3 separate regions of the Homo sapiens genome follow, and all the other regions are linked to region 2. A link is a contact called in ENCODE Hi-C or POLR2A ChIA-PET data. All regions are on one chromosome and are shown on one strand. The core of a region is the stretch at or near the end of the contact, and the rest is flanking DNA. Distances in the headings are between cores, read along the strand shown.

The links. Hi-C counts contacts between places; a loop is a spot of excess contacts on that map. ChIA-PET counts read pairs that join two places held with the same protein, here RNA polymerase II (POLR2A). Pooled maps may share reads with other maps.
Region 1: a map with no recorded cell type shows a loop between it and region 2 (8-fold over the local background). The contact joins two enhancer-like sites. A Hi-C loop is called at or near these places in 7 of 37 single-sample maps with no recorded cell type and 4 of 50 pooled maps. POLR2A ChIA-PET finds 5 or more read pairs at or near these places in 1 of 52 experiments (IMR-90).
Region 3: a map with no recorded cell type shows a loop between it and region 2 (13-fold over the local background). The contact joins the promoter of LANCL2 here to the enhancer-like site in region 2. A Hi-C loop is called at or near these places in 22 of 37 single-sample maps with no recorded cell type and 9 of 50 pooled maps. POLR2A ChIA-PET finds 5 or more read pairs at or near these places in 2 of 52 experiments (AG04450 and H1).

The regions. Positions count from the first base shown.
Region 1 is chr7:55,508,184-55,510,883 of GRCh38, forward strand. The region is part of intron 2 of VOPP1 (VOPP1 WW domain binding protein); the gene reads right to left. Among named protein-coding and RNA genes, the nearest start is that of VOPP1, 63 kb to the right of the region's middle. Within about 2 kb of position 1,313, at least 3 of the 41 ENCODE cell types and tissues checked have a DNase peak (open chromatin) inside an H3K27ac peak, as active enhancers do; they include IMR-90, where a contact is called at or near this core.
Region 2 is chr7:55,072,805-55,075,527 of GRCh38, forward strand. All of the region lies in intron 1 of EGFR (epidermal growth factor receptor), which reads left to right. Among named protein-coding and RNA genes, the nearest start is that of EGFR, 55 kb to the left of the region's middle. RefSeq lists enhancers at 873-2,072, 1,585-1,754. Within about 2 kb of position 1,272, at least 33 of the 41 ENCODE cell types and tissues checked have a DNase peak (open chromatin) inside an H3K27ac peak, as active enhancers do; they include IMR-90, where a contact is called at or near this core.
Region 3 is chr7:55,364,070-55,366,769 of GRCh38, forward strand. LANCL2 (LanC like glutathione S-transferase 2) reads left to right here and starts at 1,268. Exons shown (of 9, transcript NM_018697.4): 1 at 1,268-2,160. The coding sequence starts at 1,957. RefSeq lists enhancers at 1,193-1,382, 2,003-2,462, 2,493-2,700 and a silencer at 1,453-1,872.

The DNA of each region.
Region 1 (2,700 bases), core at 63-2,562, 440 kb after region 2:
GCACCCAGAGTTAAAGTGAAGAGGTGAGGTAAGATGGACCAAGAAGCTCTTAAATTACTGCTGAACTTTGGTAACTACGGAGTTTTTTGTTTTGTTTGTTTTGACACAAGGTCTCACTGTGTCACCCAGGCTGGAGTGCAATGCTGCAATCATAGCTCACTGCAGCCTCAAATTCCTTGGCTTAAGTGATCCCTTCACATCAGCCTCCCAAGTAGCTAAAAATACAGGTGCACACCACCACGCCCAGCTAATTACAAAAATTTTTTCTACAGATGAGGTTTCACTATGTTGCCAGGCTGGTCTCTAACTCCTGGCCATAGTGATCTTCTTGCCTTAGCCCAAAAGTGTTGGGATTACAGGTGTGAGCCACTGCACCTGGCCCAGAGTTTTTGAAACTCCACCTTTGTGTTTCTGGGGTAGAGGTTTTCCCTCTTTCTCCTTTCAGTAAACTGCTGATCATTTAAAATTAGTTCTATTCAAGCCTATCCTGAAAAACAATCCTCCTAGTTTCTGGTTGACTAAATATAAGGTTAAAAAAATAAATTCTGGCCATATGTCTCTTTCAGAAACAGTTATTACCAGAAACCACCTTCTCTGGAAGGTGTTTTTCATTTTCCATACTAAAGTGAAAAACAGAAGTCTGCCTATGAGCTCAGAAGTCTGCCTATGAGTTCATAGTGAGATCCTGTCTCTATAAAAAAATCTTTAAAATTAGCCAGACGTGGTAGCATATGCCTATAGTCCTAGCGACTCAGAGGCTGAGGTGAGAGGATCGCTTGAGTCAAGGGGTTTGAGGCTGCAGTGAGCTAGTACTGCACCACTGTGTTCCAGCCTAGGTGACAGAGCAAGACCCTGTCTCAAATTTATTATCAATTTTAATTTTATAATAAATTTCCTATCATTGAAATCACACAGGCATGATAAATACTAAAGTAATGAGCTGAGTTTGGCAATGAGATCAGGAAGGGAGATGAGATTCTAGTACCTAAAAAATCTGGAAACCTACACTGAGGTTCACACCTGGCTTACTTTCTCAGCTCTATTTTTACTTGAGTTGGTCTTAGTCCATTCAGGCTGTTATAATAAAATACCACAGCTTGGGTAATTTATAAACAACAGAAATTGATTGCTCATAGTTCTGGAGGCTGGGATGCCCAGGATCAAGGCCCAGCAGATTCAGTATCTAGTCAGGGCTCCCTGCTTCATAAATGATGTCTTGCTGCTGTGTCCTCACAGGGCAAAAGAGGGCAGGGGAGCTCCCTGCAACCTCTTTTGTAATCCCATTCACGAGGACAGAGCCCTCATGACTTAAGTCACTTCCCCAAAGGCCCCACCTCTTAATACTAATACATTGGGTGTTAGGTTCCAACATAGGAATTTTGTAAGGACACACATATTCAGACTATAGCAGCTGGTTAGCTGTTATAAGCAAATGCTCAGAACTCTTAAGTCTACATTCCAGCTCTGGACTACATCCTGCCCTCTTCCACCTCTGCTGCAAAAGTGAATTCCTCACTGGCTCCATTTCCTGGGTATTCTGCAAGAACTCCAAACTCCACATGCATATATGACATTCTCTGCTCAGTCTTCTATTGAATCTTTCCCGGAACCTATTCTTTTCATGGTCTCTCTCTGTCTTCCCAACCAGAAACCTCTGATTTATTTGACTCCCTTTACCTCTATATCGACTCTTCTGTGAGATGCTTTTCATGCCCACCGCCTGTTCCTCTGCCCTATTTCTACAGGAGTTGGACTCTGTCTTGCCTTTACTACAAACACAACCTCCTCCCCTTTAGACCAGAGGACCGTGTCGTCATACTGTTCCTAGACCAAAATGAGGGTCAGGCTGCTATTTCTTGTGGCCCAATAATAAGATGCAGATGAACTGGGGAGGAAGAGAATTTTTATTTCTGCAACCAGTTACTGGTAGAAGGCCTGGAAATTATGGCCAGACCAACTCAAAATTACAAAGTTTTCCAGAGCTTATATACCTTCTAAGCTATATGTCTACCTGTAAGTGTGCATCATCTAAAGACATAAGTGATTAACTTCTTTTACATTATAACTAATGTCTGAGTCCTCAAGGCCTTCTTCTGGAGCCTCAGTAAATTCACTTAATCTAAATGGGTCCAGGTGCTGGGGTGATTACCCTTATCTTGTCTCCTACTAAATCACAAGAGGTTTGGGGAGTTCATTCAGACCGCAATAAACTTGTTTGTGGAGGCCTGGGGAGTTTCTTCAGACACCAAATAAAACTTATTTAATCCTAAATGGGTCATGTTAAGAATTCCTTCATTATTTTGTCATGCTTTAAGGCCCAGGAAAGGCCTAGGCAAAACTCCTGGTGGGCTTTTGTTACATCCCAGACTTTATATAAGGGCACTGGCTTTTTTTTTTTTTTTTTTTTAGCTTTTAATATTTAACTTAACCACTCAGTCAGTACTGAAACACTTGTTATGGAGGCCTGTGTTGGTGAGACCTGGCCTGCCACAATGCTGCATGCAGGAGGGAGTCTCAGCCCCTCAGACGGCGTTTGAGACTCTTCTTGCTAGGCTTCTCCCTCTTTTTCCCATCTCATCTCCTGCCATCCACCAGGCACCCTGAACTCCAGCCCCATGGTCCCCACTGCACCCTGCACCTTCATGCTCCCATGCCTGCACTCCTCCCAAAGTCTCTGCTCCACCCCGCTTCAAAGATCAG
Region 2 (2,723 bases), core at 22-2,521:
GATGTCTGGAGTCAGTGAACCTGCCTTCTTTCCTGTGTGCTTGTCAGTTTCTAAAATGCCATACACAAAGGACTTTCATGATTTCTTTTTAGGTACATGATTACAGTTCAATTCACTTCACTGTCTGGAAAATTTCCTTATAATCAGGATGAAATTTCTCATGTTAGCCTTTCACATTTCACTACTTTTAGATAAGGAATTCTCAGGCTTTGCTATATCTGACTGCTCTTGGAGGCTGAGCTTTTGGCTAACTACCTGACTACTTTGTCGTTTCTCTTCCCTTGGAATGAAGCAAATATCTAACTTCTCACTCATTGTTTCTGCTATTTTACCATTTAGTCATCTGTGATTTTTCTAAATACTGAAAGACTTCCCTCAATTCAAACTATGTGCCGGATCAAGGAAAGGGCAGTTGGATATTGCAGACAGCATAGTGCAATTGTGAAGAGTGTCTGCTTACCAGCCACGCTGCCTTGCACAAGTTATCAAGCCTCTCAACCCACTTCCTCAATCTGTAAAATAGGTATGAGTGTAGGACCTTCCCAGGGGATTTTTTTGTGACTATAGAATGATTCTCAGAAGACTTTCAGGCAGTATGTGGGTGAGGCACATGCTGGAAAGGCTTCTGCAGGTGCAGTGATCAATGCTTTTCTCAGTGTGTACATCCCATAATACAGACACGTTACCAGAAACTCCCTAGCCAGGACTTTGATTGCAGCTCACATTTTGTATATGGCCCATAGGGAAATGAAGTGTGTATTTTTTATAAAGTTCAAGTGTTAACTTAATTTGGAATTTACTATCAAATCTCAGTTGTTATGGGCATTTATAGCTATTAATACTTCGTCCCATGTGTCCCATGAGGAAACCAAGGAACAGAAATTAAAGTTCTTTCTGGAGTCCCCTGAATCTCGTTCCTGTTCTTTTGCACCCTGTTAATTACATAGAGACATTCACAGCTCTTCTGACCTTATCAGCGTTAAGGAAAACAGAAAACCAGCGTGCTATTTGTTCTGTCCCTTAGTCAAGCCTTCTCAACATATATTTTTCTTCCAAGATTTTGCATGTGCACAGGGATGCCTATCCTCTACAAGAAACACATTTTAGGCAAATTATAATTAAAATGCTGTTTACATCTCTTCACCTTTAGAATTTAAAGAATGATCATTTCTTAGATTGCATCTCAGACACACCCTTCCCCTAGTCTGGAGAGGGCGAGGCCCATGGGTACTGCAAACAGCCTGACGTTGTCAGGGGCGGTCTCAACGGCTCATTCACCACATCTGCCTCGCGAAGGCTAAGCCATGTGCTGTTACCCCTGCTGCGCTCTGGCTCATTCTAAGGTACACGCTATTAACCTTGTGAGAAAACAAAGAGGCCAGCCCCACCCTTCCTGCTCACTCTGAGTCACGGTGAAAATGTTTCAGGATCTCGGGTTCGACCATGAGTCCTGTCCAGGTCCAGGAGGAAATTCGGAAGGACCACATGTTCACTCTGAGATCCCACTTTCATTTCCCTCCTGGTTGAGCAGCATTAATACTCTGGCTAGATTTAAATTCTGGCTTTCTCCAGTTAGAACTGAAAGTTATGACAATGTAATCAAAATAGAATGTGGGTTTACAGCTGGCCCCCTGGCCTGGTTTGTGAACATAAAACAGAAACAGAAAGTGTAAGTGGTGACATCATATTCTCTCATTCAATGTGAAAGGCCACCGAAGTCTTTCCAGAATTATTTTTGAGAATAATATGAATTTTTAAAAAATACCTAATTATTTTAAATATCGTCTTGCTTGCTCCCCAAATACCTACTGTTTTCAACTTGGATATACGACATGATTAAAGAATATCTAATATTTGGGAATGCATACTTTAACCTTATAAACTACCACTGTAAATAGACAGACTCATTAAAGTGAAAGGACATTTTAAATCAATTAGTAAGCAAATCAATTAGGTGGCAAAGACAAGATTATTTTTCCTTATGGTAGTTGAAGAATAATGCTTAACCTGTCATTCTAATTACCAAGCACGGTGTTCTCTTTGGAAGATCATTTCAACAAAACATTATTTTCATCCAGAATTTGAACCTTGAGATTGCATGGTATTTTAGAAATCTATTTTAGAAATCTTTGGCAAAGGTTACTATTAAAACAATCACATTCATGGAAAATCAGTATAAGAGCAACTAAAATAACTCACAATACCAGTAAAATCACTTTGTCATCTTCTTAAGACTTTTAAAGAGCATTTGTAAGTAACTGAATAGAAGGCCAAAGGGTGTGTAGGTAGCCCAGACCATCAGTGGGCAGCCAGGGCCAGGGCAGGGGCCACGGTTGCAGCCTGCATTCTTCTAAAGGGCAGAGCAAATTAAAGTTGAAGCAGGAGCTAAAAAAAAAAAAAAAAATGTTTCAAAGAATTCCACCAACCAGAGGATACTACCTAGGACAGTTTGGGCCTAACTTATCTGTGAAGGCCTCCAGCTTCCTCCACACCGGTGGCCACTTTTCATTCACTCTGAACCCTTCTTTGTATGGAGGTCATTTTATTAATTGAGCTGTGACCAACATGACAGAATTTCCTGTTTTAGGGCTTTTATAATATAGATAGTTTATATCTAATTTCAGAATATATTCACTGGGGAATGGACTTAGCAACCACTACCACAACAATGCAACAATGTGTTTTGGAACAAATTTACCAATCTGAATTTCCCCCTAGATTAG
Region 3 (2,700 bases), core at 18-2,517, 290 kb after region 2:
GACTCCTTAAATTGGGTTTCGATTTTTCAGCTTTTGAAAATATTGGTTTTCTTTAGGACAGGTTTCTGTACTTGCCAACAGTTGCCAGTTATCCACCAGCAGACTGCAGGAAGAAGAGACAATCTTCACCTCCCTCCTGGGTAGGGAGAGCTGAGAATTCACTAGGCTTAGCCTAACAAAGCCCGCAGTGGACGTTTCTGCTGTACCTGTCCAAGGCGTGATAGTTCCCCAGACTTTGGGGAATATCACCGTGGGTTATTTTGTCTAGTTAAGTCCCTGTGGTGGGATAAGGATGGCTCCTAGAGCATGTCGGCATCAGTAGTTCCTGGAGTGGATTTTCCTACACCGTCTAGGTATGAAAATTTGGTGGGAGAAAAGACCCCAGGAAAGGGGAAAGCAGGAAAGTGGAGCTAAGGGATGCTGCTATAACACTCATCCTGTTGTATCTGTTCTGTTTCCCTGAACTTTGAAGATAGTTATGCTGAGTACCCCCTTTAAAATGATTTTCTTCTACACTGTACCTTCCCATGGTCATGTTCTTGGTGGGGTGTGTTTCACATGTCCAGCCCTGTGGGGTTGGGGGGACACTAGAAGAGGTAGTGGGAAGCCAGACTTTCCCACATCATTCCACCGAGGCCACGGAGGCAGGAGGAACCGAGCCTTCCCTGTGCTCGGCACTGTGTTTTTCTTCATCATGTCACTTTTTACATTAACGTGTATTTTTGCTTGCTTCCAGAAAAGCACCTACATCAGCTATGCTGTAATCCTTGCTTTTCTCACCCAATAACTGGGAATCCCCAGAGAGCCAAAACTATCTTTTTAATCTCTTATTTCTTCATCACCTAGTACCATTTGGTGCTCAATCAACGTTTACTGAGCGGAAGAAAACGGAAATAAGACATTTTCCTCAAGGAGCAGAAATCATTACACGTATTTGGTCCAAACAAATAAAAATAAAGAGAACCAATGAAGACTGAAGTAAACCACATCACGATTACATAAATGTAAAGATCTGGTTGCTTGTGTCCTTTTTATAATACATACTATGATCTTTGCCAATTAACACTGGAGGACTCTTTCTGGTCGATAAAATGTTTGGATAATTAAGTATGCTTTCATTTTATGTCCCGGTATCAAAGATGTCCATTTATTCAAAACAAAGGGAGTGAACATAAAACATAAAAAGAAAAAAAAAAAGGCCTGTGGCTCCTCCTCCCAGACACCCCCCTCCAACAGTGATGAATAGGAGGGACTGTCTCCCTCCCCCATCCCTCGGAGACTAGCCTTGCAGTGTTTTAGACTGTTTTGAAATTCTGTTCTTTAGAAGAGATTTTTTTTTTCTTCTTAATATCAAACAAAGAACTGCTGCTATTCCTTTGGGCTGGCGCAGCAGGGGCCGGTGAAATGCAGGCTGACGACGGCGCGCCAGGGGCTGAGCTCGCCCCGGTCGGCGACGCGCACACACCTTGAGTGACAGCGACCTCTTCTCTACAGGTTTTCCCCGCGGGAGCGTGGCCCTAGCGGGCGTTCGGTTTTCTTTGGAAATCGCGGAGGGGGCTGGCCGGGCGCAGCGATCCCCACCCCGGGACTCCAGCCCCGGCCGTGCGCGTCGCCGCGGACGGGCTCTGCGGGCCACGGGGAAGGTGCGAGGAGGCGCGAGCAGGCTGTGAGCCGCTGGGCGCTCCCGCGAGCCCGCTCCTCTCCGTCGGGAGCAGGGCAAAGGCGCCAGGAACAGGGCAGAGGCACAGCGCCCACCGCCTCTGCGGCCGCCTGATGTGCGAGCAGCCCGCGACGAGGCAGTGCACGCTCAGACGCCCCGCTCCTCCCGCCAGCGCGCGGCCTCGCTCCTCCTAGAGGACGCTCTCTGCGCGGGCCCTCGGAGGAGGCGGCGGCGGGGCGAGCTGCAGCGCCGGGACAGGAGGTTTGTCCCCGCCCGCGCGCCGTACCGCGGCGGAGATGGGCGAGACCATGTCAAAGAGGCTGAAGCTCCACCTGGGAGGGGAGGCAGAAATGGAGGAACGGGCGTTCGTCAACCCCTTCCCGGACTACGAGGCCGCCGCCGGGGCGCTGCTCGCCTCCGGAGCGGCCGAAGAGACAGGCTGTGTTCGTCCCCCGGCGACCACGGATGAGCCCGGCCTCCCTTTTCATCAGGACGGGAAGGTGAGTCGGCGGCCTGGCCGCAGAGGCGCCGGAGGGGGAGCGCGGCGGTGGTAGCGTCCACCTTCCGCCAGGCGTGACGTCACAGGCGCGCGCCGGGCTTGGGAGGGCGCGGGATGATAGCGCCTAGCACCTGTCTCCGGGCCTTCCCGATGAGCCGCGCTTAGGGTCCGTGGGCTTCAGCTGCATGAACCACGTTCCAGCAGTTCGGCCCTCCTGGCCCCAACGCGCCTTTGAAATACGCGGACAGTGCGCTTTCCTTCTTGGCCCGAGCGGCGCTTCGCAATGCGGGCTTGTGCACTCGTGAGGCCCGCGGACACCTCCCGCCCCTGCGCGGCGGAGCGCTCCGCCGGCTACCTGCTCCTCAGAAGTGGCCTGGAGGCTGGATTTCCTTGGCCATATCTGGTCCCTGGGCTCTCGCCGACAAAGAAGCATTGTCCGTACTGTCTGTGTGCCCAGAAATGGGAAGCGGGTGTAAGGGGAGGCCAAACTTGACTTTCTTAGTGTCGCGAGGTGGGTCAGAGCGTTACATTGACATAAAAC